Regions from separate parts of the Homo sapiens genome. Here region 1 is linked to region 2. The links are chromatin loops, found by intact Hi-C in ENCODE. Cell type or tissue: dorsolateral prefrontal cortex. All regions are shown on one strand. Links, peaks and the distances in the headings refer to the core of each region. The heading gives the core; the rest is flanking DNA. Region 1 holds the start of CACNA1C-IT2 (CACNA1C intronic transcript 2). Region 2 overlaps CACNA1C (calcium voltage-gated channel subunit alpha1 C).

Region 1 (15,439 bases), core at 6,767-14,766, 240 kb before region 2:
AAAAGGGTCAGAATGGTCCCAACTCAGATGCAAGTCTCCTGGGAAGGGACGTGTTCCCCACTTTGTGCAGGTCAGGCAGGGGTGCACTGCAGAACTGGTTTCCACCATCGTACCAGTCATGGAAGGGTTTCCATCAGCTCAGGATTGTAATTGTGTCCCACTGGAGGAACAGCACGAAGTTCTGAAGATACTTGTGCCTTCTATATAACCCTCACTTCTCAGAGCATGGTCTGGGGTAGAGCAGCATCAGCCTCACCTGGAAGCTTATAAGAAATCCAGAATCTCAGGCTCTACCCAGATCTACTGAATCAGAATCTGTATTTTAAAAATAACCCCAGGGGATTCTTATGCACATTTAAGTTTGAGGCCCCCTGGTCTAGCCCACTGGAAAACAGAGTCCTTCTTGGTGGATTTCGAGTGTATTGTTCTAGGCAACGTTGTAAAGCAGGTGAGGCTTCTCTTCGGGACCACCGACTCTATTTTCAATATTCTTTTCTCTCATTAAAGCTTCCTTTTCTCTGCATTTCCCTTCACTCCCTCCCAAAAGCACCCAGACAAAACCCTACTGACGAAGACTGTGCACTCAACATAGCCCAGGTCCCTGACATACTGGAGAAAAGAGACATGATTAAATAATTCCTATGAAGCTGTTAGTGACTTAGGATTTGCAGGGTTCTTTCTCATATGGATATTGCACTCTAAAATAGGGTACTTAATGAATCACTGTTTAACCTAAAGATTATATTTCCTTTCATAGAATTCGAGTCACGGTGGCACTCTGACAGAGATTGCAGATATCTGGGGATAGGGTGACTTTTATAATCACTAATAGGATGCTATGTGGGTGACTACTTAATCCGACTATGTAACAGACTGGACCCCCAAGCTTTGGGTGACCCCCAAAACTTCCCAGCTCAGTAAGCCCTCATTATTGCTCACAGACACTGAATTCTTAGTGCTGCTTCTCAGATACTTCTTTCTTATCTTTATTATTTTGCTATGTTTGGCCACTTAAGATACAGAGTCCAGTTTTCAAAATAAGGAATGGATTTTAGGAGAGTTTTTGATAAGTCAAAGAAACATAAAAGAAGAGAATTGTTGAGATATGATTCAGGAACTATTTCTGGAGATAGCTGAACCCATGCTTAATAGGGTGCTAGTTTTGCCGGGCAGCTTTGACATGTGACAACTGTTTCTCCTTTTAATTTCCAGTTATTGTAGAAATAAATCTGGCTTACATGGTATTTCTCCTTTTTATTGCTTGACCTGATGTTTTTTTCCCCATGCAAGTCACTTCCTAGCAATTCACTCCAATATTACAGCAACACCCTGACTGTCCTGTGCCCAGGTATGTTGACAGGTGAAATCCCTTAACATAAATTTTGTCAAAAAAAAAAGCCTGTAAAAGACAGATGCTGGGAAGTGGAAATTGATAAATCCAGGTGTTACAAATGGGACACTGTTAAATGCAAGGATTGCAAATGTTATATAAGTAAACACAATGTCCATAGGTAGGAAATTGCAAAAGACAGGTGCTGTGAATATTGGTCTATGAGGCCAACAGACAGCCCTTTGCAAATAACATGGGCCTTTTAATAGACAAATAAGAGCTGAAACTTTCATGCAGAGTTCCAATCCCCTGGTAGAGGATCTTTTTGGCTAAGTAACTCACTAAACAATGATGAGAGGACAAGTGTAACAACCTCCCTTTAAACTAATCTCCCTGGGTAACCTGCCAGGGAGTTTTTCCAGGAACATTAGCTACCAGCTCAAGAGCAGCCTTTCATGTAGATACTTTTATGAGATGATTGATAGAAGTAGGGCAGGTCTCTTGGTTTCAAAATTTCTCTTTTACCAGCCTGTAATATGCCTGAAATTGCACCATTAGCAATATATTTTTTGGATTAATTCTCTACCACCAACAGGATAGATAGAGCAATCATTCATTTATTCATCAGATGTTTATTAAGCACTTACTGTGAGCCAAGTACTATTCTTGGTAAAGGAAATTCAAAGGTAAGTACAACATCGTTCTTGCCCTTGAGATGTTGAGAGTCTAGTTGGGAATACAGGAGGTAAACAAATAACTACAGCAATATAACTAGTGCTTTGATAGAGATAGCGGTAGGCTCTATGGGAACACAGAGGAAGAAGAACTTGACCCGGGACTCTTGAGCTGAGTCTTAAAGGATGAGTAGGAGTTTGCACACAGATGCAAAGGATGGAGGTCTGCAGTTTGGGTGTGGGAGGGGAGAAGGAATAAGGGATGATTTTGGACCATTGGGCCATAGGGGTGAGCATCCCTGTGCCTGAGCTGGGATTACAGTTCTTGGGTTCCTGTGGGGCATCATGTCAGTGTTGGCTGCCTATATATGTAGAGAGAGTGCTTCTGGAGATGGGGATGGGGGTAGGATTTATGCAAAGAGGAGATGGAGGATGGCAGAGACCAATGCATCTACTTGGATGCCATGGAAAGCCTGACGGCACTAGATTTTTCTTTCAAGTCATCACCTCTTCATTCAACTTGCTTTCCCATCCAGGTACTTTTCTACCCAGCTGTGGCACACCCATGACTTCAGCAGGGAGAGAGTTAAGACTTTGAGGATGGACAGCAAAACTCCATCTATTTTTTTTTTGTTCGTTTGTTTCTGTTTTTAACATTCATGATTTGGGTATTGTAGAAACTATCAAAGATGGCTTAAATGAGGTCTTTGTGTGATAGGAAATGTTCTTAGCTCTGTGCTTCCCAAACTCTTTTAACATTGAACTGCTCTCTGCAGAACATCCATCTTGGTGAGCCTTCACTAAATGCATAGAAGTGACAGCAAATAATGTAGCTGATCTAACTACCTCCCCTATAGGATTTACTTTCAGAGTTTTAAGGGAAATTTTCAAGCAGAAAATGGTTACATGGATAAAATTGTTGAGATTTAATTAGACTTTTATAAGAAATGTGAGAGAATTTTGTTATCAAAGTCTAAGCGGTAGGCTGGGTGATGTGGAGATGTCGAATACCTTGACTTTCACTTCTGAAGAACTGGTTTTAAGCATCCTCTTTTCAAATAGACAATTAATTCTTACATAAGAGATGGTGACCAACTAGTCTCTTTTTCCAAAGAGGAATAAAAGACAAAAAGAAAATGGTTGGAATTGTGGTTAATGATATTCAGGTTGGACCAAGAAAGATTATTGGGTGCTTCAATGGATTGTCAAAGATGACAGAAAATTCCATCTTTGTGGTAATAAGTACCCTGCTATGTCTATACTTTTCCTTGACAAGCTTTTTCATACTAACATTTCACTTTGTACTCAGAATCCATTCCTTGAAAGTTCCTTGGTTTATGGTTGAGGGAACTGATACTCAAAGAACATTAAGAGACCTGGCTAAAGTTACACAGCCAAGTGGTAATAGATACAAGCTTTAAACTCAGAGTTCTTTCTAATACCTGACACTTTTGTCTTCTAGGCTGTAAATGAAAATACAGCAGAATCAGATCTGTCCAATAAATCCTGATTGAAGGCCAGAACTGAAAGTATTTCTTCTGAGGCTGAGAAAAATTCCATCTCAAACATTGAAAGGGTAGAAATAGGCAGTGAAGTCCTAGTGCCTGCTCTGTTTGGCCTTTCTGGGTTAAAAACATACTTAAAATTGAGTGACTCTGTTGTGGAATAAAATCCAAACAATCTGGGTTGAAAAAGACTGCTTAGGGGTGTGTGGGTCACAGTGATGCTAAGGGTATTCTTTTTTTTTTTTTTTTTTTTTTTTGAGACGGAGTCTTGCTGTTTCGCCCAGGCCAGAGTGCAGTGGCGCTGTCTTGGCTCACTGCAAGCTCTGCCTCCCAGGTTCATGCCATTCTCCCGCCTCAGCCTCCCGAGTAGCTGGGACTACAGGCGCTTGCCACCGCGTCCGGCTAATTTTTTGTATTTTTAGTAGAGACGGGGTTTCACCATGTTCGCCAGGATGGTCTCGATCTCCTGACCTCGTGATCTGCCCGCCTCGGCCTCCCAAAGTGCTGGGATTACAGGCATGAGCCACTGCGCCCGGCCCGCTAAGGGTATTCTTGATATCCGCTGGGATAATGTGACCACAGGACACCTTGCTTGCTTTCTCCAAGAATCTCAAGAAGACTACAAACCCCAAGAAGGGAGGCATCTTGTTCAAGATCATGTTGGGGATAGAAGACAGAGTGAGAATGAGAAAGCAGAGATGTTCATTTGTTTTATGAACATTTACTTATCTGCCAAGGTCTGTAGCCCTGGCCTTCCCTGTGAAGAGCAGCAGCCTGAACCAACGTTCAGTGGCCGGGGCTGCCGAGCCAGGACCTTACGGGGCTGCAGCCTGTGCTGACCCAGGGCCTCCACAGTGCTTTGCTTGCAGATCCCCCCAAAAGAGTTGTGAAAAAGTCTGTGCCTCATCATGCGTTTTCAAGTTGACATCCCAAAAGTTTCATGATAATTTTAAATGGTTGTAAATGATGCAATTTCTGGTGCTTTATAAATCTTGACAGTTTAACATAAAATTGTTGCATTACTCTTTTAAAGTTTCCAATAAAATATAAACACTGCAGCTATTTGATACCTTCTATTATGTATTCAAAGATATATAAAAGCCCTGTTTTTAACAGTCAAAGATTTTTCATCATTTCTTTTTCTCCTTGGATACATATTTACATTCCATTTCCTTCTTAAAATTTTACCCTAATACGATATATTTTTATGCTGGAAAGTCTTTTACTGATCACGCTACCATATTACTCTGCAACAAAAAGAGGCTTATAAATTAAAATTTAAAATTTAAAAATTTTATAAACATAAGGCTTTGTGTTATACGCTTCTTTTGGATTGAATTTTCATCACAGATACTATTAATGTACAACTGAGCAAAACAACATATTTACATTATGAGCTTTTCGAGGTAATTCTTAATATAAAATGTACCAGAAATAATATATTTTACATGATCGAAGGGATATGTTGTCCGATTCAAGAGGCTTTCTAGACACCTGTATTTCAAATGTCTCCTTGTCTGGGCACCAGTATTTCCTAGATTTCCTTGTTTGGTGTCCTGGGGGCATTCACACCACAGGGATATGGACCTGGAAGGATGCAGGGTGAATGACAGGTGTGCTTCTCTGCTGAAGTGTAGGATAAGGATGCCCCTTTGAGAGACAGGAGAAGCGGCAGGTGGGCTCCAGGCTCTGCCCCGGGTTGTCCTCCGGTGAACGTGAAGACTGAGCACATATGAAAGTTGAGGGTCTGGAAATGAATTCTATTAAATCATGACTTGTACACAAGTTTCAAGATGTCCTACACTACTCCAATCACTTTCGAAGGCCACTTGGGAAATTGTTAGCATGTTCTTGATTCATCCACATAAGAATAGTTTGCATAAGCTATTCAATATAAATACAAGCATAAATATGCCTGTACTTTGAGAAATATGCCTGTACTTTAAGAGGAAGACGTGTTTTGGGGTGTTTCATCTGGATAATCAGTTGCAATAGACACTGTCACCCGTTTATCTGGAACAAATAGAACTATTATGTGCTACATAAATTATAAATGATTGCAATATTACTTCATCGCAAGATCATTATGGTTACAGCCTGCCCTCCTATGAATTAGAATCATTGACTGATATTATGCTGATTGGAACAGAAGTCAATTCAATGCATCAGAACTTGGCAAATCCCTAACCACACATGGTTCACACACATGCGGTTGTTGATTTATTCCAGCCTGTTAGTCAAGATAGTTAACATACTATGGTAATATTTTCCACATTCCTGGAGCTTAATATAATACAAATCTATTTCTTGATCATACTATATCCAGAGGGGGCTAGTGAGAGGTTCTGGTTCACAAAGTCACTCAGGGACTCAGGGTTGATGGATGCTTCTCTATCTTGCAGCTGTACCATCTGGATAATGTGGCAGGAGAGGGGAGAGACAGAAGAATTGAAACAGGTCTTCCATCTCCTCAACCTGGAGGTGACACAGTCACTTCTGCTTACATTTCATTCGTCAGGACTAGTCCAATAGTTGTGTCCAAATGCAGAATGGCTGAGAAGCTCACTCTGCCATGTGCCCCAGAGGAGAAGAAAACAGAATATTCTTTTTTTTTTTTTTTTTTTTTTTTGAGACAGAGTCTCGCTCTGTCGCCCAGGCCGGACTGCGGACTGCAGTGGCGCAATCTCGGCTCACTGCAAGCTCCGCTTCCCGGGTTCACGCCATTCTCCTGCCTCAGCCTCCCCAGTAGCTGGGACTACAGGCGCCCGCCATTGCGCCCGGCTAATTTTTTGTATTTTTAGTAGAGACGGGGTTTCACCTTGTTAGCCAGGATGGTCTCGATCTCCTGACCTCATGATCCACCCGCCTCGGCCTCCCAAAGTGCTGGGATTACAGGCGTGAGCCACCGCGCCCGGCCAAAAACAGAATATTCTTGCTAACTAAACTATAGTAGAAGTTGATATGGGTGGCATTGGTCAATTGGTCATTGGTTAAAAAAATGATTACCAAGAGTTAGTGATTAATAATAAAATAATGGGGTTATATTCATCACAAAAAATCATTATGTAAGCAGGACCGAACATGACAAAGGCAGAAAATTTGAATCTGCTATGTAAAGAGGCAAAAATGTAAACCTTGGGAGATTGAAACTTACCTTCAAGTATGACTTTGACTGAAGGAAGACCTATCTAGCTGGCAGAGGTACTTCAGCTGGGTCATACGAATACATGACTGGAAGTGTCCTGCCATACTTGACAACTCTGCCCAGCTCTTGTTTCCACCAGGCTCCACTTGGCCACTAAGTGGAAGTCATTCGGCAAGTTCATGAGAGTCACTACTGAGAAGATATCCCTTTGGTTGCCCTCGTGACTTTGCCTATTTCTAGATGTATTATGGAGCAATGACCTCTCTAGCAGGGCGGTGGTGATTAGTTGTAACTTCCCCGCCCCCAGGTACTTGGAAAATGGCCGAATCAACAACTTAGAGTGAACTAGCCAAGTGTTAATTAGTTATATGGCATTGAGGTTTACCGTTCCAGGAATGTAAATATTTGGAATTATTCCTATCAGTGTTATCTATATTCTTTTAGATTTCAGGGATGGGACCGCTGCAGGTTGACCCAAGGGTATCCCTATAAAAGATCCTTGGAATCTACAATTACAAGAGTGCATCATCTTTAAAAAAGAGGTTTCAGGGAACAAATATCCCTTTTTGTCTATTGAGGTGGCCTGGTCCCAAATGTCATATCAAGGAAAGGGTTACCTGACCTGTGTAAGACTAGGAACCAGAAATGTTCCTGGCTGCATAACCCTAGTCTCGCATGACTTCTGATACTGTAGGAAAGCAAGCTGGAAATTAATGTGTGGAATTCTAAGAGAGATGCAAGCAAAGTGACCATTTGGGAAGGAATAATCCAGAATGCAAATACAAACTGAGCCGTCATTTATTATTCATCCTTGGGTGAGAGGGAGAAGAACCAGGGGTCAGAGAGAGAAGACATTACAGATTGAATGCCAGCTGAAATATGGAAGGAAAGGTGAGTTTGCCAAGAGTTATATTAGTAGGGGGACTGTGAATAGAATGAGGGTTGATGGCTGATTTCTGATGGCCAAATAAATGTGTTTACTCTTAGGACCGTGTTTTGAAAATGACAGAGAACTTAGAATGCATTCACAGAAGGGTAAAAAGAGAAGAGAGAACATTTATAAAGCTAATTAGAAGAGGAAGGTTCTGAAAGCCCTACTGAAAAGAACACTTTTCAGCTTCCTTTGAGAAGACATTTTCTATCTAGCTCCATTGAATACGTTTGAACTGGCCTGGAACAGTTAAGAAGGTAAAGGGGTTAGGGAGGTTGAGGATCAGAATGGTCTTTGGGGTTTAAAGCCAGGTCCACTTCTACCCAGCTGAGTTGGCTTGGCCAGGTTACTGAACCTCTCCAAGCATTCAATTTCTCTAATTAAATAGCCGAGGGTGATTGACTGAAAGGATTGTTTAAGTGTAAGACCAAGTTCTGTGGGAAGAAGCATCCTCCATAGTGCAGCACCTTCGTCACCACTCACTTAAGCTCTAACATATGGCAATAACTTCTGTATTATAAGTGAAGAAACTGAGCCTCAGTGAGAGAAAGAGGTTGCTAAAGTTTCAGGAATTAGCAAATGTTGGACTTGAGATTCAAGTGAAAATGGGTGAAGAAACATTCCTGTAGGTTAGGGTAGCGCAGTGGGTTGAATAGCAGCCGCTCAGAATGTAAGTCCATGTCCTAATCCCCAGAGAGTGTCAGTGTTAGCTTATCAGGAAAAAGGGTCTTTGCAGATGTAATTAACTTAAGAATTTTGAGATGAAGACATCGTCTGGGATTATCTGGGGAGCCCTAATTCCAATGACAGGTGTCCTTGTAAAAGCCAAGCAGAAGGAGATCTGACTGCCAGAAGATGAGGAGGCAAGGTGACCATGGAGACAGTGTGATGTGGCCACAAGTCAAGGAATGCTGCCAGCCAGCAGAAGTTGGAAAGGGACAAAGAAGGGGTTCTCCCTGAGAGCCACTGCAGGCAGCACACCCTGCTGGATTTTCAACTTCTGGCCTCAAAACTGTGAGAGAATAAATTGCTGTTGTTTTAAAACACCCAGCTAGTGGTAATTTGCTATGGCAAAAACTGAATACATGTGGGAACGGCTCGCACTTTGTGAAGGCCTTTGAGCACCTAAAAAAGTGGACACAATAGTGGATAGGTCTGAGCCTTGACTATGTGGTTCCTTCTGGGGGTCAGCAGGTCACCCAGATGAAACAAACTTTCTCAGGGCCTTAACAAGTAATGAAGGTACAGCTTTGGTGACTGAGCGCTTCCCTTGGTATCAACTTCTCTTTCCAAAGAGCCTCAGGAGATGAGGCCACACATTCCCATTTTGCAGATGAGCAAACAGAAGTCCAAGATAGTTACATAATTAGCATGCACCACTGGCTTGCTGAGGTAGAGGGCCATCATTTGAATTCACACATGGTAGATGAATTCTCCCACCGGGAGAGCCAGTCCCCAGGATCAGGCCATAAATAACCTCGCTGCGTTCTGTCTTTGGGGGCTAAGCATTGCTGAAAATCACAAGGCTAGTCATGTTAGTCATGTTACCACACCTTGTTATCCTAACAACTTAGGCTGCTGTAGAATAAGCTTGAATTCTCCTCACACTCCGAGTACTCTGGCTTCCCCTTGGGACGGACGCTGGGGCTGAGCTGCCAGGAGAGTTTTCCCTAAGTGTAGTGTATAACAGCCCAGTGGGTTAGGTGGGATCTGGTCCATCCTATGGCTTCTAGATAAACAGACAGGAGGAAAGATGGAGATGTGATGGAAGGGAGAACTCTGCCAGCAGAGGTTTTTAAATACTAACATAAGTTGTGAAGGCCTCAGCGTTATTATGGGTCTTCCAAAAGAAGGAGAAAGGCCATTCTGCACCCTCTTCAGCTTTGCTCTCTGAACCGTGGGTTGGGGGATTTCCCCCAAAGCCTTCTTCTCTCCTCCATTCTAGTTCTAGTGCCTGAAATGTTGCCCACAGTAGCGGCCAGTGCACGGCCTCTGGGTTTGTGTAGACTTGGGTTCAAATCCTGATTCTATAATTTGCTGACAAAGCAATCTTCCGCAAGAAAGTTAACCTCTTAGCTACTGTTTTGCACCTGTACAATGGTGGTAAGTCTCTTTGGCAGGGCTGTGGTGAATTCAGGGCACATAGTAGATACTCAACAAATCTTTTTCACAGGGGTGAAGGATGATAACAGCTAACATTAAATGAGCACACTGTGCACCCCACACACTTTACTTGGACTATTTCATTTCATTCTCACAACCACCCTATGGAGGTAGGTACCATTATTAGCTTCATATTGTAAAAACTGGGTGTTAAGAGGTAAAGCCAGGTGTCCACATGCCCATAGCTCATAGCAGGCAGAACCTGGCTCTGTGTCTGGCCTGTCTCCAAAGACCAGGCTCTTCGCTGTATTTAAAGTGCCTATCATAGCACCTGATACTCACCAGGCATATTAAATGATGATAATTAGTATGAATTCAACAAACATATATATTGAGGGCAACTATGTGCCAGGCACTATTTACCCATAAAAATATCTAAACAAGTAACCTGGTCACAGGTGGGAGCACTACACTGTTGCATCAGCCAGCTTTGGTCAGGGAAGTGGTACCACCGTGAGTGATGTGGAGGAAGGGATTGATTGCAGAGATTAGACCTTATCCAGTTGTGGAAGCTGGTGAAGAATCTCTAGAAGGCTGCTGCCTCTGCATCTGAGGATGGGTGTGAAGTTGCCGTAATGCCAAAAGGCCGGAGGAAAGCAGGACATGATGTGGGAGAGAGTGAGGCCAAAGTGGAGCCCACAAGGACAAATAAAACCCTTGTTTGCCTTTCACCACTTCCGATCTCGACCATGAAACATAAAGCTGGAATCTTGACTACAGAGCTGGACACGTACTTTGCCCAGGCCTCAGAGTAGCTGAAGGAGGAGATCTAGCAGGAGCTGGAGGAGCTGTGGGCTCCACCATCAGGGTGAGCCAGCAATTCGGTGACAATGAGCGCATGCTGCTGCTTCATGTCCACCTTCCAGAGGCTCCACAAATACCTGTTGTGGACAACCTTAACGCAGAACCACATAAGGAAGGCAATTCTGGGAAATAGGTTCCAGCTTAGTGAAGTTGACCTAATGCAAAACCACCACACTGATGTTCCCATCGCTGGCCTTTGAGAAGGAACGGTTGTGCGTGGCCCTATGTGGAGATAAAGAAGGTAAGGTGTCAGAAGGCACATTTAAGCTGGGCTTTCTGACTCCACTCTTCCTACTCTGGCTTGCTAATCAACTTTACCTGGTTTGAAATGCCCACCCTTATATACAGGCAATTATGTGGATTAGAAATTAAGGATGAAACATCTTCCCAAAAGGTCACTGTTAAGATTTACCCATCATCTTGGTGCTCCTAGCTCTCTACGACCAACACAGAGTGGCTGACACTTCAACCAGGCAGCTTGGATTGCAATGAGGACAATGCAATGCATTTGGGCTGGAAACACTGCACAGGTAATTTTTGCAGGTGGGTGGCAGCATTTAGTGCTGAGTGGCTGTTGTGGTGGGCAGAGGGAGAGAAATAGAAGGGACACCTTGCAGACTTGATGGGAGACTTATTCTGAAGAGATTGATTAGCAGTGTTGTCCCTGGCTAGGCAGTGGGGGGAGGGCTCTGTGTCAAGAGGTGTGTGTGTGCTAAGGGAAGAGGAAGAGCCTGCTTGGCAACCTGGCTTTTCAAGCCTTGGACCAGACAGGGAAGAAGAAGAAGAAGAAGAAACATTTACGTGTAATCCCACCTCCCAAAGACAGCTACTGTCAACACTTTTTTTCCCCACCTGCCCCAGATTGAGGATACTGTCAACATTTTGGTGTGAACCCTATTTAGTCTTTTCCCTAGTTCAAATATAAACCTGACTTTAAAAGGAAAATGAAATCATAGTGCCTGTAATATTTTCGTGACTTGTTTTTCTTTTAATGTAAATCATCTTTTTCCACGTTACTAATATTCTTCCTTAATATTGTTCATGTCTATGTAGAATTTAACTGTATGAATGCACTCTAGTTCATCTATGCGGTGGTTAAGAGCGTAGGCTCTGAAGACTGCTAGGGTTCAAATCCCAGGTCTTTCAACATCAACTGGCTGTGAAACATGGGCAAGTGAGTAAACGTTTCTGTGCTTTGGTTTCCTCACCGGTAAAATGTGGATAAAAGCAATTCCTTCACAGGGTTGTTTGGAGGAGCAAATGACTTTATGTATGTGAGGCACTTAGAATAATCTCTCAGTGTTATTATTTAACCAACATTTTTGTTGAATATTTAGTTCATTTCCAGGTTTTCACTCTTACAAATATACTGTAATTAACAAATTCAGTGCACTCTTAATTGCTTCCAAAGAAAATATCTGTGGTCACATTTAAAAATCTTTTCCAGAGTGAATCATGCACTCAACACAAATTGAGTGTCCATATGTACAAGGCATTATGTTATGCACAAAGAATAAACACAGTTCTCTTCTTGAAGACACCTAAAATGTAGTAAGGAAGAGGAGAGAAAAAGGCTCATGCAAATATAAGCAAAATACTATGCAGAAAGAGGGCACACATGAAGACCTATGGGAGATTCTTTAGCTGGAGAATCAAATCATTCAATGACAGAGAAATGCAGACTCCCTCCTCTGCTCCCACCACCTCCCAAATCCCCAAATCGGAATTCACAATGGTCTCCTTTTGTCATGTTGAGAATTTGTTACCTCGAAAGAGCACACCCAGGGCTGTGTTCCAAAGTTAAAAGCTGGGATATGGGCGTATACTGCAAGACCAAATATTTAGGAAATACCTTTTTCTGGAAAGGAAAGAACACATTTCACAGCTGAAAAGAGAAGTGAAAAATGAAACTAAAGAAGCGTGGAGGTAATATTTACTTGCTAGATTTATACAGTGCCTACCTTTAGAAAAGCTGGGCTATAAATCCTGCACGTGACCCCCTAACACACATACACTCTGTTCCCAGTGACTTGGCTCTTTGTGAATTATCTGCAGCATATTTTGCAATCATTTCACCCTGTTCATCTCCCTGCAGCCCTGCCCCCACCAGCTCACCCACACTTCACCCCTCAGAAGAATGAGTAAGATAATAGTAGAGACTGAGTTTGGTGTCAGATATGCCTGGGCTAAGTCCAGGCTCCACATTTACTCAGCTGGGTGACCCTGGACATTGTAATTCAAGTCTCGAAGTCTCAGTTTCCATATCTGTAAAATGGGGATAATCATGACGATAACACATAGCTTATTGGATCGCAGTGAGGATTAAATAAGATAAAGGCTGTAAAGGGCCTATCACAGTACCTGGCACAGAGCACTCAGTAGTGTTAGCTATTATTATTATTCCTGCACTTGTGTGTAAAGGGGATGCAAACCAATTTTACTATTCATTTAAACAAATTATCAGCTACAGCAGCCTCTGAAACACAGGCCTATAATGCATCCTAAAGTAAATGCGAAATATTTGAATTTGTGTCATTTCTAATTTTCTCTATTAAGTTGAAAATTGAGTATGAACACACCAGAATGGCAAAGAGGCCAGATTTCTCTTGTAACCAACAAAATTGAGATCGCTATTAACATTAGAATGAAGATGACCGAAACAGCTTAATACTTCTCCCAGGGGCACTTGCATTTTACACTGGGGCCAGAACCACTGGACAAAGGAAGGAAACAGGAGTGGTAAGGTTTCAGGTACCAAGGGACGGACAGATGCATTTTCATAGGGGGAATTGCAACACTCCTGAAAGTATCTCAGGCACTCACTCATTTATTCAATACATATTATGTACTTACTATCTGCCAGATACTGCTCTAGGCACTGGTGAACAAAATAGATGAGACACCTGCCTTCATGGGGGTTACATTTTAGTGGGGGGATACAGACAATAAGCAATAAAGTTAATGAATAAGTAAACTATATAGTATGTTAGACAGGATTTCAGTAAGAGTAAGGGGAGATAGGGAGCGCTGTGGGGGTCTGTCAGTACTGAATCAGGATGAGGTCCTGGTGAGCCTCACTGAACAGGTGAGATTTGCGGAAAGCCTTGAAGAAGCCGAGGGAGTTTGTGTTTCAGGCAGTGGGAATAGCTAGAGCAAAGGCCTTACAATGTGCGTGTGTGTTGAGGGGTCATTCCTGGAGTGTCTGGGGCCCAGCCAGGAGGCTAGTGTATCCCGAGTGAGGGGGACAGCAGTAGGAGATGATGTAAGGGGATTTGTACTCAGCCATTCCTGTAGGTCACCACAAGGACCATGGCTTTTACTAAGTGAAATGGGTAACCATGGATGGTTTTGAGCAGAGGAGTGCTGGGATGTGATGTTTTAAATGGGTTACTCCGACTGCTGTATTGAGAAAATACCAGAGGGGAGAGGGAAGGTAGACCAGGGGGATCAGCCACAGGAGAAACCTGGGTGAAGGATGCTGGTTCAGCCCCAGGTGGTGGCAGTGCAGGAAATGAGAAGTGGTCAGGTTCTGAATTCACCTGAAGGTAGGGTCAACAGGATCTCCTGATGGACTAGACGTGGAATGATGAGAGAAAGGAGTCAAGAGTGACTCCAGGATTTTGAACTGAGCAACTAGAAGTATGGGATGGTCATCGACTGCGATGGGGAAGGCTGTGTGAGGAGGAGCAGGCTTTGAAGAGATCAGGAATCCAGTGTTTGGATGTATTAGGCTTGAAATGTCTATCAGACGGAGTCAGCTGTAGTCTGGAATTCAGGAGAGAGGTCTGGGCTGGAGATAGACATTTGATATAGACAGCTGCTGAAAGCCACGGGAATGGTTAGGGTCACCCAGGGAATGAGGGTGGATGTGGAGGCGAGGAGGTCTTATGTGGAGGCAGGTAGAGGTTTTCCCCAAGAGGGAGTTGTAGGCCCCCCTGAAAGGGATCACGAAGCCCCACTGGAGGGGAGCCCGGTCCTGCAGGGGGTGCCGTGGAACTTGCTGTGGTTGCAGGGAGTGATGGAGGGAAGTGTTTGCTTCTCCGGGAAGGAGAGGTGCTGGATAGATTCCTGCCGGAGTTGCAGAAATAATTAAGAGAAGTAGGTAAGGATATCCTAGTAGAACACGTGCTCGGCTGCCTCCAAGGAATTATTAAACCTGGGTCTAGGAATCTGTTCAGACATCTGGGCACCGCTGCCTCGCCTACCAGGCTCCGCCTCGCTGCCCCTCCCGCTTCCCCTCCCCTCCTCTATCTGTCACTTCTACAACCGCTCTGATTATAATTGATCAAACAGAATCACGGAATCACGGCTCATCTTGCCGTTTTGTTCAGTGGCCCGATCCGAAACGAGACTCTGGTAGTCGGGCAAATTGTATTCCTCCTCCTTGGAATTCCGCTCACAGAGGCCTTCCCGGCGTGGCCGGCCCAGCAGGGACGCGCCGCCGCAGCGGAGGAGAGAACGCGGGCGGGGGGCTGCAGGCCGGCGCGGGGGGCGCGACGCCGCCGGCGGGGCGCGAGGGGGTGTGTCCGCGCCGCGGCCACCGCGGCCACCGCGGCTGGCGCCCGGGTGCGCCGCGCGCCCCGGCCTCCCCGGGGGCTCCTCACGCCGCCCCTCGCCCGCCGGCGGCCGGGGCCCGCTCCCTTTGACGTCATGCGGGCGGAGGGCTCGCTCGGGCGGCGCTGCCGCGGGCGCCGGGAGGGGGCCCGACTTCGGGCTCCAGTCCGCCGCCGTGCGCCCCGCGCCGTGCGCCCGGCTCCCTGCGCGCCGCCGCAGCCACATCTGGAAGCGTTCAGCGCGTCTGCCTCCGGCGCGCCGGGCGGGCGGGCGGGCGGCGCGGGCAGGGGCGGGCGCGGGCGCGGCGGGGCTGGGCCGGGGGGAGTGAGCGCG
Region 2 (15,439 bases), core at 3,805-11,804:
TTCTCCCAGCTTTCATATCTGCCATTTATTTTTAAAGATGTTTTAATGGACTAGGTACAATTTTCATACATAAGATTCACCCACTCAGTCTATTGTTCTATGAATTTTTAAAAACAGCTTATCTGAGGTATAATTGGCATATAACAAACTGCACATATTTCAACTGTATACTTTGGAAAGTTTCAACATTGACCATCAGTGCAATCAAGAGGGTGAGCATATCCATCACTCCCAAAAGTTTCCTTTTGCCCCTTTGTAATCCCAGTAGCTCAGCCCTCCTCCCCACCCCTGCTATCTCTTTTCTGTCATCATAGATTAGTTTATATTTTCTATTGTTTTATATCAATGAAGTCATACAGCATGGACTCTCTTGACTGCCTTCCTTCATTCAGCATAATTATTTTGAGGTTTACACATGTCTCTGGATGTACTGATAGCTTATTCCTTTTTATTGCTTAGTTGTGTTCCATTGTATGGATATAGCACAGTTTATCCATCCATGTTGAGCTGTTTCCAGTTTTGAGCTATTTAAATAAAGCAGCTATGAACATTTGTGTATAAGGCTTCGTACGGATGTATGCTTTCCTTTTCTCTTGGGTAGATACCTGGGAGTGGAATGGTTACATCATGTGGTAGTGTACGTTTAGTGTTTTAAGAAGTTGCCAAACTCTTTTCCAAAGTGGTTGTGCCATTTTGTGCTGCCATCAGCAGTGTATGAGAGTTTTGGTTCTTCTACATCCTCACCAACACCTGGTGTGGTCAGTATTTTTAATTTTAATTTTAGTCATTATAATGTGTATGCAGTGGTATCTCATTGTGTTTTAAATTTGCATTTTCCTGAAGACTAACAATATTGAACATCTTTCCTGTGGTTATTGGCCACTCGTATATTTTTTGGTGAAGTATCTGTTCATATATTTTGCATACATTATATTTGGGTCATTTTCATATTATTGCATTATGAGGTTTCTTTATATATTCTGGCTGGCTATAAGTTTTTTTTAAAATCAGATATGTGCTTTGCAAATATTTTATCTCAGTCTGTGTCATCTTTTCTCTCTCATCTTTGTTGGAAGTCATTTTCCATATATGTGTTGGTCTATTTCTAGACCATCTGTTCAGTTCCATTGATCCATTTGTCTATTTTTACACCAATACCACACTGCTTTGATTACTATAGCTTTATAATAATAAGGCTTAAAATCAGATAGTGCTAGTTACCCCTTCATCTTTGTGATTTTTCATAGTTGTTTGGTTATTCTAGACCTTCTGCATTTCCATATGAATTTTAAAATCAGTTTGCCTATTTCTACAAAGAAAAGTGTTTGCTTCATGTATTTATTTGAAAGCTCTGTTAATAGGTGCATGAACATTTAGGATTGTTATGCACCCTTGAAGACTTGACCTCTTTGCTGTTTTGAAAAGCCCTTTCTAATCCCTAGTGATAGCCTTTGCGCTGAAATTTATTTTGCCTGATATTAATATAGACAGTCCAGTGTCCTTTTGACTGTGTTAGTATCGTATAGTTGGTCCTTTGTATTCTCAGGTTCTGCACATGCAAATTGAAAATATTGGAAAATAAAAATAAAAAATATAACAAAAATAATGCAAATGAAAAATACAGTATCAACTATTTACATAGCATTTATATTGTATTGGTTTTTATAAGTAATCTAGAGATGATTTAAAGCATATGGAGGGATGTGGATAGGTTATATGCAAATATCATACCATTTTATATAAGGGACATGAGCATCTGAGGATTTGGGTATCTGTGGGGCAGGAGGAGGTGTGTCCTAGAATCAATCCCCTACAGTTACTGAGGGACAGCTGCATATCTTTTTCTGTTCCTTTACTCTTAACCTATTTGTGTCTTTATATTTACAGTGGATTTCTCATAAGCAGCAGATAGATGGGTCTTGCTCTTTTATTCAGCCTGACTTAATTGGCATATTCAACCAATTTGCTGTTGATGCCTTGCTGTGCTTCGGTTTAACCTCTTGATACTTTGCTGTGCTTCGGTTTAACCTCTTGATACTTTGCTGTGCTTCGGTTTAACCTCTTGAGACCTTGCTGTGCTTCGGTTTAACCTCTTGAGACCTTGCTGTGCTTCGGTTTAACCTCTTGATACCTTGCTGTGCTTCGGTTTAACCTCTTGATACCTTGCTGTGCTTCGGTTTGACCTCTTGATACCTTGCTGTGCTTCGGTTTGACCTCTTGATACCTTGCTGTGCTTCGGTTTGACCTCTTGATACCTTGCTGTGCTTCGGTTTGACCTCTTGATACCTTGCTGTGCTTCGGTTTAACCTCTTGATACCTTGCTGTGCTTCGGTTTAACCTCTTGATACCTTGCTGTGCTTCGGTTTAACCTCTTGATACTTTGCTGTGCTTCGGTTTAACCTCTTGAGACCTTGCTGTGCTTCGGTTTAACCTCTTGATACCTTGCTGTGCTTCGGTTTAACCTCTTGATACCTTGCTGTGCTTCGGTTTAACCTCTTGATACCTTGCTGTGCTTCGGTTTAACCTCTTGATACCTTGCTGTGCTTCGGTTTAACCTCTTGATACCTTGCTGTGCTTCGGTTTAACCTCTTGATACCTTGCTGTGCTTCGGTTTAACCTCTTGATACCTTGCTGTGCTTCGGTTTAACCTCTTGTTGTTTTCTGTTAGTCCCATGTAGCTTTGTTCCCTTTTCCCTCTTTTTCTGCCTCCTTTTGGATTAACTGAGTATTTTTAAGGATTCAGTTTCATCTCTTCTGTTGACTTATTAGCTAAAATCCATTGTTTTGTTATTTTAACAGTTGCTGTAGGGCTCATAGTATACATCCTTTTTTTATTATACTTTAAGTTTTAGGGTACATGTGCACAACGTGCAGGTTAGTTACATATGTATACATGTGCCATGTTGGTGTGCTGCACCCAGTAACTCGTCATTTAACATGAGGTATATCTCCAAATGCTCTCCCTCCCCCCGCCCCCACCCCACAACAGGCCTTAATCATCGCAGTTTGTCTTCAGTTGTTACTAAACCCCTTCACATATAGTACGGGAACTTCACAATAGCACACTTAGATCACTCCCTTCCTGGCCTTTATGCCGTTGCTGCCATACATGCTAATTGTGCATTTGTTCTAAACCTCACAATACATTGTTACTATTTTTGTTTAGGCAGTCAATGATCTTTTCAATGAAAATCATATATACTTAACCATGTCAGTACCATTTCTGGTACCCTTGATTCCTTTATGTAGATCCACACTTCTATCTCATATTATTTTCCTTCTGCCTAAAGGACTTCCTTTAACATGTCTTGCAGTGCAAGTCTGCTAGGATTAAAATCTTTTAGCTTTTCTATGTCTGAAGAGAAGTCTTTATTTTTCACTTTTATTTCCGAAGGATATTTTTACTTAGTATAGAATTCTCAGGTGATAGTTTTTCCTTCCATGACTGTAAAGCTATGATTCCACTGTCTTCTTGCTTGTGTTGTTTCTAATAAGAAACCTGCTGTCCCTCTTGTCTGTTCCACTGTACCTAAATGTGTCTTTATGCCCTGGCTACTTCTAACATTTTCTCTTGATCACTGCTTTGAGGAATTTGATTATGATGTGCCTTGGTATAATTCTTTTTTCATGTTTCTAGTGCTTGGCATTCCTTGAGCTTCTGGAACCTGTGGGTTTATATTTTTAAAATTAAAATTGATAAATTTCTGGCTATTATTTATAATTTTTTTTTTGCTTCTCCCCCCATTCCTGTGAGAACTCTAATTACACATGTATTAGGCTGCTTGACATTGTCGAACAGATCACTGGCACTTTCATTTTATTTAATTCTTTTTTTTCTATGTCCTTCATTTTGGATAGTTCCTATACTATGTGTTTATGAATCTTCTCTTTTTTTGCCATACATAATTTGCCTGCCTTCTTCCCTCCCTCATTCCTTATCTTCCTTCCTTTAGAAGAACCTAGGGGGATTTACCTAATTTTATAATGATTATTATTTCAGAACCAATCCAGAGCTTCTGTTCCCAAAGCCAAACTACCGATTGGAGATTCTGGAGGGAGGGAACACAGGGGGTGACATTCCTGGAATTTGGGGGACTTCGCAGGACTTGACATTTTAGAGGCTGGATTAGGGTACATCCAATTTCTCCTGCTTCCTCCCTCTTCTTCTTTCCTATCCCCAAAGTAAGGAGAGTCCTGTGAGCCCAAAGGCACTAGACAGCCCTAGCACACTCTTGGCAGACAGGGCTGAACGCCCGGATTTCCCTCTCAATAGGGAAGACTTAGGGAGCCTCTCACAGGAGTGAGACAGGAACAGCAGCTTTATGGAAACTGAGTTCCAAGTCAACACCCGGAAGAAAACTCAGGCTCCCCTGTAGGCCTGGAAAGCTTTGTCTGAGACAATGACCTTAGGAGGAGGTCACCAAAACCACTCCTTCCCTCACAGCTCATGGGATCAGAGTCAGCTGTGCCTGCTGAATGAGTGGTCAGGTACAGCGCACCCGCCTCCTGCCAGAGAAAAGGAGACCTGCAGTCTGGCTGCGGCAGGTCTCAGCAGAATCTTTAGCTTTCTTCAGGCTTGATCAGCCACCTCAAGACCTGTGCTCATTTAAAGAACAGAGAGTACATGTAAGTTAGGAATGTTCTCGACTTCAAGTAACAGGATACTTAAGGACTCTGAATTGGTTCAGCAGCTCAAGATGCCACTGAGAACCAAGGCTCTTTCTCTCTTTCCACTTCCTTATACTAAGTCTGTTGGCTTTTCATATTCAAGCTGATTTCCTTATGGTTGCAAGATGGTTGTCAATGGGGCTCCAGGCATCACACCCCCATTCAAGGCAGGTGGAACCAGGAAGGAGTGGAGCCAATAACACTCTGGCCCTTTTTTTTTTTTTTACATAAAACAGAGGCTTTCCCAGAAGTCCCTAGCATAGTACTTCTTGAATTTAATCTACACAAGGATCCCCTGGGAATCTTGTTAAAATATAGGTTTGGATGTAGTAGATCTTGGGTAGAGCCTGAAATTCCACATTTTGATCAAGCTGCCAGAGTGTGTCAGTGTGGCTGGAAACTGCATTTTGAGTAGCAAGGTGCAAGGCTACTTCTCCTTACTCTTAGTGACACAATCCAATTAACTAGCTACAACTGGCTGCAAGGGAGGCTGACAAAGTATCTTACCTTTTTCAGGGGAGACTTTGGGTAGCAAACCAATATCAGTCACAGAATTCTACTGAAAATGCAGGGTATGGAAGCATCTGAAGTCACAAGGTTGGGCTGGACAAATTAGAGCCTTCACCTCCATGAGGGAAGACCATGGACCCCTTACTCTATATCCACACTCAGCCTGCAGGGACAGGGCATTATTGCCACGAGCCAGTCTGTCCTGTATACTCACTGGATTAGGGATTCCACTTTCAGAATTTTATCACCTTAGCACCCAGCACAGTGCCCGGTACACAGCAGGTACCCAATACGTGTCTATTACACTGAAATGTTTATTGGCACATGGTCTAAAGACAGTGCCAGGGAATCCTGTGAAAATGCAGTGCTGATTCGGGAGATCCAGGATGGGGATCCAAGATGATGCATTTGGAACAAGCTCCCAGAGGATGCTGCCGTCTGGTCCGAATCCTGGGCCCCACTTTCAATAGAAAGGGCCTAGGACATGCAGAGTAAAGTCCTTCCTCCTGAGTTAGCAGCAGCTACTTGTGCTTCATTCATGCAGGCATGAAGCTGCTTGCAAGGATGTTAGCAGATATTAGATATGGCTGGTGGGGAGGAGTAAGGAGGGCCTTGGCTATGCCTTTTTCCAAGATCCGGGAGCTGGATGCTCAGAGATCTCATCCCTGGCTTCCTTGTCCACTGAAAACAAAACAGCAGTATACCCGGGTGAGGAGAGAGACCAGCCAAGCACGTCTTTCAACAACTCTTAACTTGCTTGGCTCCAGCCACGAAACAGGAACCCGCCATCCCCCTAGCTCGTCCCTGGCCCTCAGGAAGTGCTGAGGCTCTGCCGGGCTGCATGAGTGAGGGGCCGATGTCTTTCAGATGTTGGGGCTTCAGCGGGGGAGTGGGGTAAGCTGGGGAGAGGGAGCATTTTTTTGTGAATATTTTACCCACGGAAAAAGCTGAATTCTCTAGAACAGACCTCTAGATTTTTTTTTTTTTTTTTGGTAGTGGGAAGTGAGTTACTGGAATTTCTTCTGAATTCGAAGCCAAACAAAGTTTCTTGCGGTTTTAGTTACACAAGCGGCTGCTGCCAAGATGGAATGAATGAGAAGAGCCACTGAAAGGAAGAGACAGTGAGGGGCTGGGGGAGGAGGGTGCAGAACAGGACCCAGGCGCAGCACAGAACAGCCCTCCAGGCGGGCATACTGCCCGCTTCTATGCTGTCAACTCTTTAGGGAGAGAGCTCACTGTTCTGTCTGCCTCCCAGGATCAGAATTAAAAAGAAAAAAGGTCTGTGAAAGTGAGGCATACACTGGCAGACACGCACACATGTAAATGATTATCATTGCTTTGTAATTTACCATAATTCCGGCCTGTGCACTCTATGGGGTCCTGCTTTGTTCAGTTTCCTGACTGAGTGGCAGTTGGACGAGACACTTCTGCCCCTAAGCTGCAGGCAGGCGGCTCTCATTTCAGCCTTGTTCCAGTGTGAGTCTGCAGGGAAGGGATGCCCGCTGCTCCAAGGGGAAGCAAGGATAATTAACTTCTACCAGTGATCCCCAAACTTCATTTTCCTTAGAGCCTGAAGCCTCCTCCTTGTTACCTTCCTGGTAGCCACAGAATGGGCCAGGGCCATGTGTCTCCTTTCATTTCTCCAGCCTGCCCTCTGGTGGGCGATGCCCTTCAGTGAGCGGGGCCTGGGGTAGGGCCGTTCTGCAGATCCTGGGTTGGCTTCCAGTGGTGCCTGGCATCTCTCCTGCTCTCTGGGAGGAGGGACGGGCCGCTAAGTGCTGACGGCAGCCTGTCACTCACACCTTGCTCCCTCTGTAGAAACACTCTGTTTCTCTCCATTCCATCCCTGCGTGTTACCTAGCAGGAATTTCCTCTTCCTTGGGTCAAGCGGGTGGGAAGGGCTCATGATTGCTGACTGAACTCAACCCTTTACACTGGGCATTCAATGTCATCACATTGATAACTTGAAATGGGCAGTAGTGGGAACATTTACACCACAAAAACTGGCATATGCTACACCCAGAGCTTTCCTTCCCCCTCTCCTAAAAGCCAGTTGCTAAAACATTTAACAACATACCACTGGCTGGAACCACTTGTGAAGGTGACGTAGGGCTGCAGGGAGAGCCCAGGTAGTGGAGGAAATGGCAGCCTTCCTTCCTTGCCCATAGCCTGTGCCGGCTACAACTCAGGAGCTTTTGGAACTTAGGAGCTCTGTTCTTAAACTCTCCTTAAACACCTCCTCATCCCAGACGGGTTGACTTTCAATGAGAGGACTCTGCTGTGCCGCAGAGCTGGAATCACTCAAAGCAGAGTGATGGACGAGACTTACTTTCGACGTTCCTAGGCTCCCTTCCACCGTTCCCTGGTCTCCAAACCCCATGTTCTTATCTGACGGTATTTCTACTCTTTTTCTCAACCTGTTGCTAACGTGCTCATTCGAGAGAGGCTGGTGCGCACCTACCCAGCGGCTTTTTGGGCGGCAGTGGAAGGGAGTGTTTTATTAGGAATTTACGTTATATGTGCAAGGAATACCACATGGATGGTAAAGTTCAGCCGTTTTCCACTGAAGATAGGGATTCTTCAAACTGCACAGCTTTTCAGGCCATTTCGTTTAGGCGAGCCCTCATGTTATAGTCAGGGAGTTTGAGGCCCAGGGACATTTCCCAGGGGATGAACTCTAACTAAAAATGAAGGTCTCCTAGTCCTGTCGCCTGTTTTCTTCACTCAGCTGTTTAAAGGGATGTTGCCTCGTGTGAATTATGGATGACTGCCAGAGTTATTAGAATGAACAGAGTTACCAAGAGCTAAATACTCGTCATTTATACCTGGCCGGTTCTGTTTTCAGTTGTCCTTTTTCTTTGCAAAGAGCTTTGAAACAAGACTGGCCTGCTTGACCTTCCATTTAGAGTTAATGTCAAAGCTTGCTGAGGCCTGGGAAACAGGTTTGGTTGTTTGCATTAAAAGGGAGTAGGAAGCAAGAACCTTAATTATCCTAGGCTCTGGCCTATTTAATAAGGAATTTGAGAAGATGTCTTAGTGGCTAGTATTCCTAGAACATAATACTTGAAAGTGGAGCGAGCGGGTGAAAATATGCCTTAGGCAGGAAGCCAGATAGGAAGGGCCAGTGTCTACAGGCTCTGCACAGTAAGGACCCTGTGGGAAGATGTCACAGGTAACAGGGCCTGATGGCCCAGCACCCAGCTGCTTTGCAGTAGTTCTGGCTTCGGGGCTTCTCTGGGTGGCTGAAGAACAGGTCTGTGAGGTTCATTCGGGGGCTCTTGTTGATCAAGTGTGGATGGTGTGCCGGACACAGGGCTGGGGCTGCAGAGTGGAGGAGGCGCAGTCCCTCCCCCGAGAGCACTGTGGCCAGTGGAAGGAGACAAACAAGAAACAATGACAGGACCCAGGCTCAGGCTGTCATGAGCAGCCCTCCTCTGGAGAGTGGGAAATGTGCGTTGGGAACTCATGCTTACAACTTTTATGTTTTTTCTTACTGAGCAATGCTCATAACAGGAGAAAGGATTTCTTCACTGTCCCAAAAGAATGTGCCTCAGGACTGAAATTGGTAGTGGCCCTCCCTTACTCATGTGCCCCAAGCACATTGGAACGCCAGAGGAATTTTAAGCAGATTTTTATTCTTGTTTTCTGGAGGCAAAATCTAAAGTGAAGGGTGTGTGTGGAGAGGTCATGCAAGAAATTTGGAAGCTGTGTGCCTTGTCTGGCTGACTGTCCCAATTACCCCGGGCCCAGAGGTGGGAGGTCCCACAGGGGCCTGCCCCCAGTTGACAGAGGGCTCTTTACCGTTAGGACCCCTTCTGGGTTTCTCAAATTATGGCTTTTCCTCCTTCATGGTCTCCTGGTACTTTTAACCCCTTCTCTCCATTTTTCCCAAGGAATATTCTAGAGGAAGGGTTTCTGGGAATGACCTTCCCAAGGGGAGGGATCGGGCAAGTATTGAGTCATTCCTGCTCGTCTGGATTGTGATTGCGACCCGTGCCTCATGGAGTGTCGCTGGATACGCGATCAGTGTCCCTTGAGGCAGTGCTGCACATGGTGCAGTTCCAGAGAAATGAGGGAATGAGAATGAACGTGGCTGCTCGTGTGTTCCGTGGCTGTTTAGGAAGGTTGGGTCAGTGGAGATCAGGGCCCGAAGAGCAGTTTCAGCCTGCGTGGTCTTGATGTGGTCTTGGCTGATGAGAAGCTCCCTCCAATTCTGTGATTCTGGGTAAAGCAGACCATGTGCCATCGGGAGTGCTCCTGTGATTCTTTAAGTTAGTAATTCTCATCCCTGGCCACACATAAGAATCATCTGGGATCATTTAACAAAAAACAATGCCAGGATCCTACAGTCTACTCCACGCCCTTCATTTTCAAACTTGAGTGGGCACCAGAATCACCTGGAGGATTTGTGTAAACACAGATTCCTGGGCTCCAGCTTCCGAGTTTCAGTGGCTCCAGGATGGAGCTTGAGAATTTGCATTTCTAACAAGCTCCCAGGTGACTCGCTGCTGCTGGCCTGGGACCACACTTTGGAAATCACGATTATGAACAGGAATCAGAATTTCTGAAGATGTGGCCTGGGCATCTGAATTTTTTCACATTCTCCAGGTGATTTTAACATATAGCTCTGGCTGAAAACGATTTCTGATCATTGATTTTTTTTTTTTTTTGCATCATCCAATAACTATTCATTGGTCAGACTGTGTGCTAGGCACTGAGTTAGAGTTGAAGACCCTCAAGAATTCCACTGACAACTGAATCATCAAAGGGAACCGAGCCCTGCCCAAGGACATACAGTTGTTTTCCTCTTCCTTGTCCTTTGGAGAAGCACAGCTGAAGCTTCCTGCCCACACCCCAGCCCCTCCTCCTTGAGCATGAATGTGCAGTAAGTATGAGAGCCTGTCATTTACCCTCCCTGGCCTCCCTCTCCAGCCAGCTTCTCTCTGAGGAGTGAGGATTTCTTGCTAAGTACATGATGATGGCCTGTTTACTTTGCTCTGGAGTTTGAGGCTCTTGCGCAGATTCTGCCTTCCTGGACAGTTCAGGAACCAATCAACCAGCTGGCCTTGGCAACCTAGAAAGCATGGTCAGTTGCCCTGAAATAGGTTGATTGCACCCCAGAAGTGCTTTTCCGCCTCTCCCCATCAAAGGTGTTTGCAACCCCATTTTCCCTCTGAGTCAGCTTGTCCATTAATGGGTTTGTGTTCCTTGATGGGGTCTGTTTTTCCAGGGTCTTGAGGAGTGGCCCTTTCCACCCAGTTTGGCTGCGGGGCTGAGAAGGTGCCCTTGCATTTTGTATTGTGTGTCCGTGGTGGGTCTGTGCCTCCCTTCTGTCTGTTTTCCCTCAGGACCACCCACCGCCCCATGCTTGTATCTACAACAGCTATGAGGAAGAACATACAGATTAATCACCCTGCTGCGGGATGCCAGCTACCCAGTGGCTCTGGCAGCCCCAGTCAATGGATCCTGCAGTGTAGCCTTCATCAGTAGAGCTGCCACTGCCAGCACCCAAAAGGTAGCACTAATATGCATGTGTGACCTGAAAATTACAATGTAAATGGTGGGGCAACACATGTATAGGAAGGTAAATTTTAATTAAAAGTCTGTTCTCCAACTCAGCCTGCCTTTAAAGATACAGAAATGCCAAGCTGTCAGGCTGCCGGTCGGGTTAAGAGGGTTCTCTCGTGCACTGTGGACCAAGCTGGGAGAACTAGGGCTTCATTGAAATCGGATGCCTTTGACTAATTATGCACCAAATGCATCCCATATGGGGAAGATATGCCCTCAGGTGGTTAGCAGAGCCAGCAGGAGCCAAGCTTCCTGAAAAATGCTGGGTCTTCTCTCCTGCAGTGTCAGGGGGTGCAGACAGTACAGAGGGAGGGTATGAGAGTCGAGGCACATGCCAAAAAGGAGCAGGTGGGAAAAAAGAGCCCATGGCCCAGCAGCAAATTGTGTGTCTTTGAGTGGATGTGGCTTTTGAGGCACTATGCCCAATAGTCATCCTGAATTTCCTTCACTGCCTGGGGAGGGGGTGGATGGAGGAGGGAAACTAGCCACCTCCAGAGGCAACCCTGCTGGACAAAACTCACTTTTAGAACCATCAGAAGCCCATTTTCCTGTGGAAATCTACGGGGAAGAGATAGAGAAGAGCTGCAGAGTCTATTAAATGTGTGCTTGCTGCCTGGTCTCCGGTATAGTCAGGAAATCAGATTTGTACAGTGGAAATTCATTCATGCCACAAATATTTATTGAGTGCCTACACTGTGCTGGTGGTACTAGGGACTGGGGATACAGCGGTGGGTGAGATAAAGGCACGACGCCCTCACCGAGACTTGTGTGCCACTGGAGAACATGGATTAAACCAGGCGTTACGTGATCAGTGTATCAGTGCCATATGGGCAATGATCCAAGCTGCCGATGGGTACACACCGGGGACACCTAGTTCTTAAGTGACTTTTTAGGATCCCAAGTGGTCAGAACAGCTTCCCTATTTTGCCATTTACATGTTCACATTCACTTAGCTCAAGTTACCCTTCTGATAAGAGGAAATTCGCGTCAAGTCACATAGAATCACTGAATATTTGCACTTGGAGGATCACCTGGCCTAATTCTTCTGCTTTACACATGCAGATGCTGAAGGAGAGAAGTTAAAGAACCTGTCCAAAATCGCACAGCTAGTTAGTAATAAAGCTTGGGTGGAATTCTGCTTTTCTGACTCCCAGATTAGTATTTCTTTGACTTTACCTCCCCTTTGGAAAAATGAAGCGATTCAGGGGAAGTTCCTGGGCATTTATGGCCAAACTGCCCTCGCTCTGAAGATTCAATGTTTTAATTGGCCCGGCAGAGCTGGAGTCCACAGGTGGTAAGCATGGACAGGTGGAGAGCCAGCATCAGAGAGAGCCTCCTGGCCAGCGCCTGCCTTGCTTCACAGATGTCAAGGCAATTGGGGATTGGGGGCAGGGTATGATAAAGGGCATCAGGAAAGTGGCAGTGCTGGGGCACTGTCCTCTGGGCCTCCCTGGGCTCAGCTGGGCAGGGGCGTGTTTTCAGAGACAATGGTGTTGACTCCCTCTGGGCAGCCCTGCAGGGTGGCAGTCCCACAACAGAAATCTTGGAGCAGATATGTTGGAGGATATGTATAAGAATGAGGGATTAGTGCTGGTTGGGGGCAGAAAAAATGCCCTCTTGGGGAGAAAGAAATGATCTGTGACAAAGGACTTCCTTTCCTAACCAGGCAGACTCTGGAAGATGACCACGAGGCTGGGTGGGAAGGTGGCAGTGGAAACGTGATTAATTGTACTGTCCATGGACAGTGAGCCGAGGAGCTTGTACCTGGCTTTATTAGAGACATACACTCGGGGCTGCTCTACCCAGAATCCCTCCTGCTGCCTCCAGGGCTGCTCCACTCTGTGTCTTAGAGATGAGAAAAGGAGTCAAGGACTCCTACCAGCGTGGAATGGTAACCTCTGGAGGGGAGGTAGGTCTCCCAGGGATCTGAGACGTGTTCCAGGAATGGAATTCCCAGTATCCTTGGCAGTCATTTCAGGATCTTGGGGACCTAGGGATGCTGTCTGGACTGCTCTAAAATAGCCCTTCTGTGGCTTCCTCAAATGTATTGTCTGAATCAGCAGCTTCAAAGTGATATCAGGGGGTTTACAGCATGGATGTTGGAGCTATGTAGACTGGATTCAAATCCCCAGTTCTACCAATTCCAGCTCTGTGTGCAGGGCACTAGAACTTGCTGAGTCCTAGCTCCTTTGTAATATGAGGTGATGGTGAATATGTCGTAGGGTTGTTGCCTGGATTGAAAGTAGGTAAAGCACCTACTAGCGTGTCTGGCACCTGGGAGGTACTTAAATGGTAACCCTTATTACAACAAAACAATAAAAGGTCCTTCCTTTTAAGCCAGAAAAGTTATTTGGAAATGGAACAGTCTTTTAATGACGGGGACTTAAAATCCCAAACCACCAGCCAAAACAATCAAAATGGAACCCAGACGGATATTTGCTCAAGGGCCCCTGGCTTCTCAAGGGCCTACTCCGCCGCAGAATTTGCCTGCACCACCTACTGGTGGTTTCTTAGAACTACACACTCTCTTTCTCGACTGCTCTTTGGTGAGCAGGACACCAGGAGAGGCAGGGAGGAAAGGAAGGTAACTAGTAGTTTTGCAACTGTTTTAATTACTTCAAATTGAGATGTTTGTAAATAAGATGTTAGAGTCTGGAGCTTTTGTTCGGTCTTGTGTTTAGCGTAAATATAGTTTTATTGAAACTCGTCACAGAAGTACCCTGCAGTGGAGGGCGCAGGATTTGGCTGTGACGGAGCAGAGCTAGAGGCCACTTGCAAATGGCAGCGTTTGGAAGTGCCTGTTCTGGGTAGAGCATCCAGGCTGCTTTTGATTGGCTGTTTGTCCCTCCCACGAAGCAAGAAAGGTGAATGTAACCAGCCCACTGGAATCGGTCCTTTTGCCATTAACGTCACCTCTGTTTACTACGTGGGAAGAGTGATTCACATGCAGGAAGAAGACCTTTTCCAGAAATCCTCCATCAGCTAGAAGAAGAGAGAGATCCTAATTAGGGAGCCATGCCACATTTCATTCTGAGATTTTGTTTGGAAGCATTTTTCCAACTGAGAAGGTAGGAAAGGGTCGTTTAAGTTTCCCACTGTTCTGTTGGGCTTAATGACCTGCCCAGGTCTCAGGCTGCTCTGAGCTGAGCTGTCAGTGAGACCAGCAGGAGGACATCACTAGGACTGGAAATAGCGTGGAGTCAATTGACAGACAGCCATGAAGCACTACTAAGTGCCAGGCCTTGTGCTGGCTCCCGGGGAGGCAAAGAAACATAGAACATGACCTTGGTCCTTAAGAGGTTGAGAGTTTAGTAGACAAGAGAAGCCTGTGCTAAATCTGTGTACAATAGTGAGTGAAGCAAGTGCTGAGTCCTAGTGGACAGGTCCATCCTCTTGTGGAATATTGGAGAAGGAAGCATGCATGTGTTCAGTTAGACACAGTTTCTGACCTCCAAGGTGAAGGTTCAATTCCATGCACGTTTATTGTGTCCCATTTTGTATAAACAGAGCACGTTTGTTGATATTCTGAGGTATTTGGAGAAGGACACAGTTGAGTACCATTTTTCAGCCCTTTCACATTGTGCAGTACAGAGGTCAGGAGCACTGTTTCAGGAATCAGACAGCCCACGTTTGAAACCTCCAGGACTTACCACCTGTATGTCCTTGGTCAAGTTATCAAACCTCTCTACAGCTTCATGTATCCAATCAACAGACGTTTACTAAATACTGTACCGGCACTGGCAGGCAGGCTAGAGGGACTGAAGGGATGTGCAGAGGTTGGTGGAGAGGGTGAGCAGGGCAGAGACTGAGTGTGTCTAAGGAAAGCTGCCAGCTTTAGGCGGCCTGGGGAGCTTCTAGTTCTCAGCCAATCTCTTCCCTGAATGGGCAGCCTATGGGTGAAGGTCCAAGTGGGGATGTGGCTGTAGTGTCTCTTCCTGCCTTTCTCCCATGCCCTGCGGCACCAGGCCCACACTGGAGTGCTGGTGGGAGCCTGCATGCCTGGTTAAAGGGGCATGCCAGAGAGCTTTCCGTAATTGCGTCCTTTCTTTTTTTTTTTTTCTGGTGTATTTATGAGTTTTAAAAGCCCCTTGGCAACCCAGGAAATTCCATTTCCCTCTGCAGCTCATTTATACCTTCCTTGATATATGCCCAGGCACAAACACTTGTGTGTATTATTTGGTTGTTCACGGGGAATCTTGTAAAATCTGAGGCCTTAGTGGGTGCACTTCAGGCTTGAGGGCAGGAGAGGGAAAGGAGCAGAAGGTGAGAAGGTAACCTCTGGCAAGGAAACGGTAACACTTTTAAATCTCCTCTGAAGACCAAAAGCAAAAGAAATGGGCTCAACCTGTAGCATAAGTGTGCTAGAATAGACACAAGCAAGTTTTTCCTGATAGATGTCAAATGCCTTTTTGCCTGTTCACAATAAGCTTTTATACATATGGCCAATTCTCATCTGACTGGGACAAGATGCAGGGAGTGGAATAAACTAAATGTCCAGTGTGCGTAATTGGTGTTGCTATAATTAATATTTTTCAGCCCTGTGACTCCATGAATGCCTCTAACACCTAGAGCAGGCTTGTCCATCCCATGGGCCACTGGCCACACGTGGTCCAGGATGGCTTTGAATGTGGCCCAACACAAATGCATAAACTTTCATAAAACAGTATGAGATTTTTCTTGCATTTATTTTTAG

The links. A loop is a pair of places that touch in the nucleus more often than their neighbours do. Peaks named below come from ENCODE experiments on the same cell type or tissue, not always from the same donor. Only the 100,000 strongest peaks of a DNase experiment are listed, where the experiment ranks them.
Region 1: a loop joins it to region 2, with 4 times the contacts of the local background. A loop is called at or near these places in 73 of 110 quality-filtered maps.

Annotation. Positions count from the first base shown.
Region 1 is chr12:2,037,529-2,052,967 of GRCh38, forward strand. CACNA1C-IT2 (CACNA1C intronic transcript 2) reads left to right here and starts at 10,824. Exons shown (of 2, transcript NR_046768.1): 1 at 10,824-11,082; 2 at 11,606-11,935. It also overlaps a transcript of CACNA1C not described here. RefSeq lists an enhancer at 12,056-12,557. In dorsolateral prefrontal cortex, for the core only: a CTCF peak has its summit at 14,536 (motif pointing right); a DNase peak (open chromatin) is centred at 14,534; H3K4me3 peaks cover 478 bases; H3K27ac peaks cover 419 bases.
Region 2 is chr12:2,278,142-2,293,580 of GRCh38, forward strand. The region is part of intron 3 of CACNA1C (calcium voltage-gated channel subunit alpha1 C); the gene reads left to right. It overlaps CACNA1C-IT3 (CACNA1C intronic transcript 3), which reads left to right. Exons shown (of 3, transcript NR_046769.1): 2 at 9,878-10,063; 3 at 10,527-10,604. Among named protein-coding and RNA genes, the nearest start is that of CACNA1C-IT3, 16 kb to the left of the region's middle. In dorsolateral prefrontal cortex, for the core only: CTCF peaks have their summits at 6,819 (motif pointing left) and 7,022; a DNase peak (open chromatin) is centred at 6,840; H3K27ac peaks cover 3,382 bases.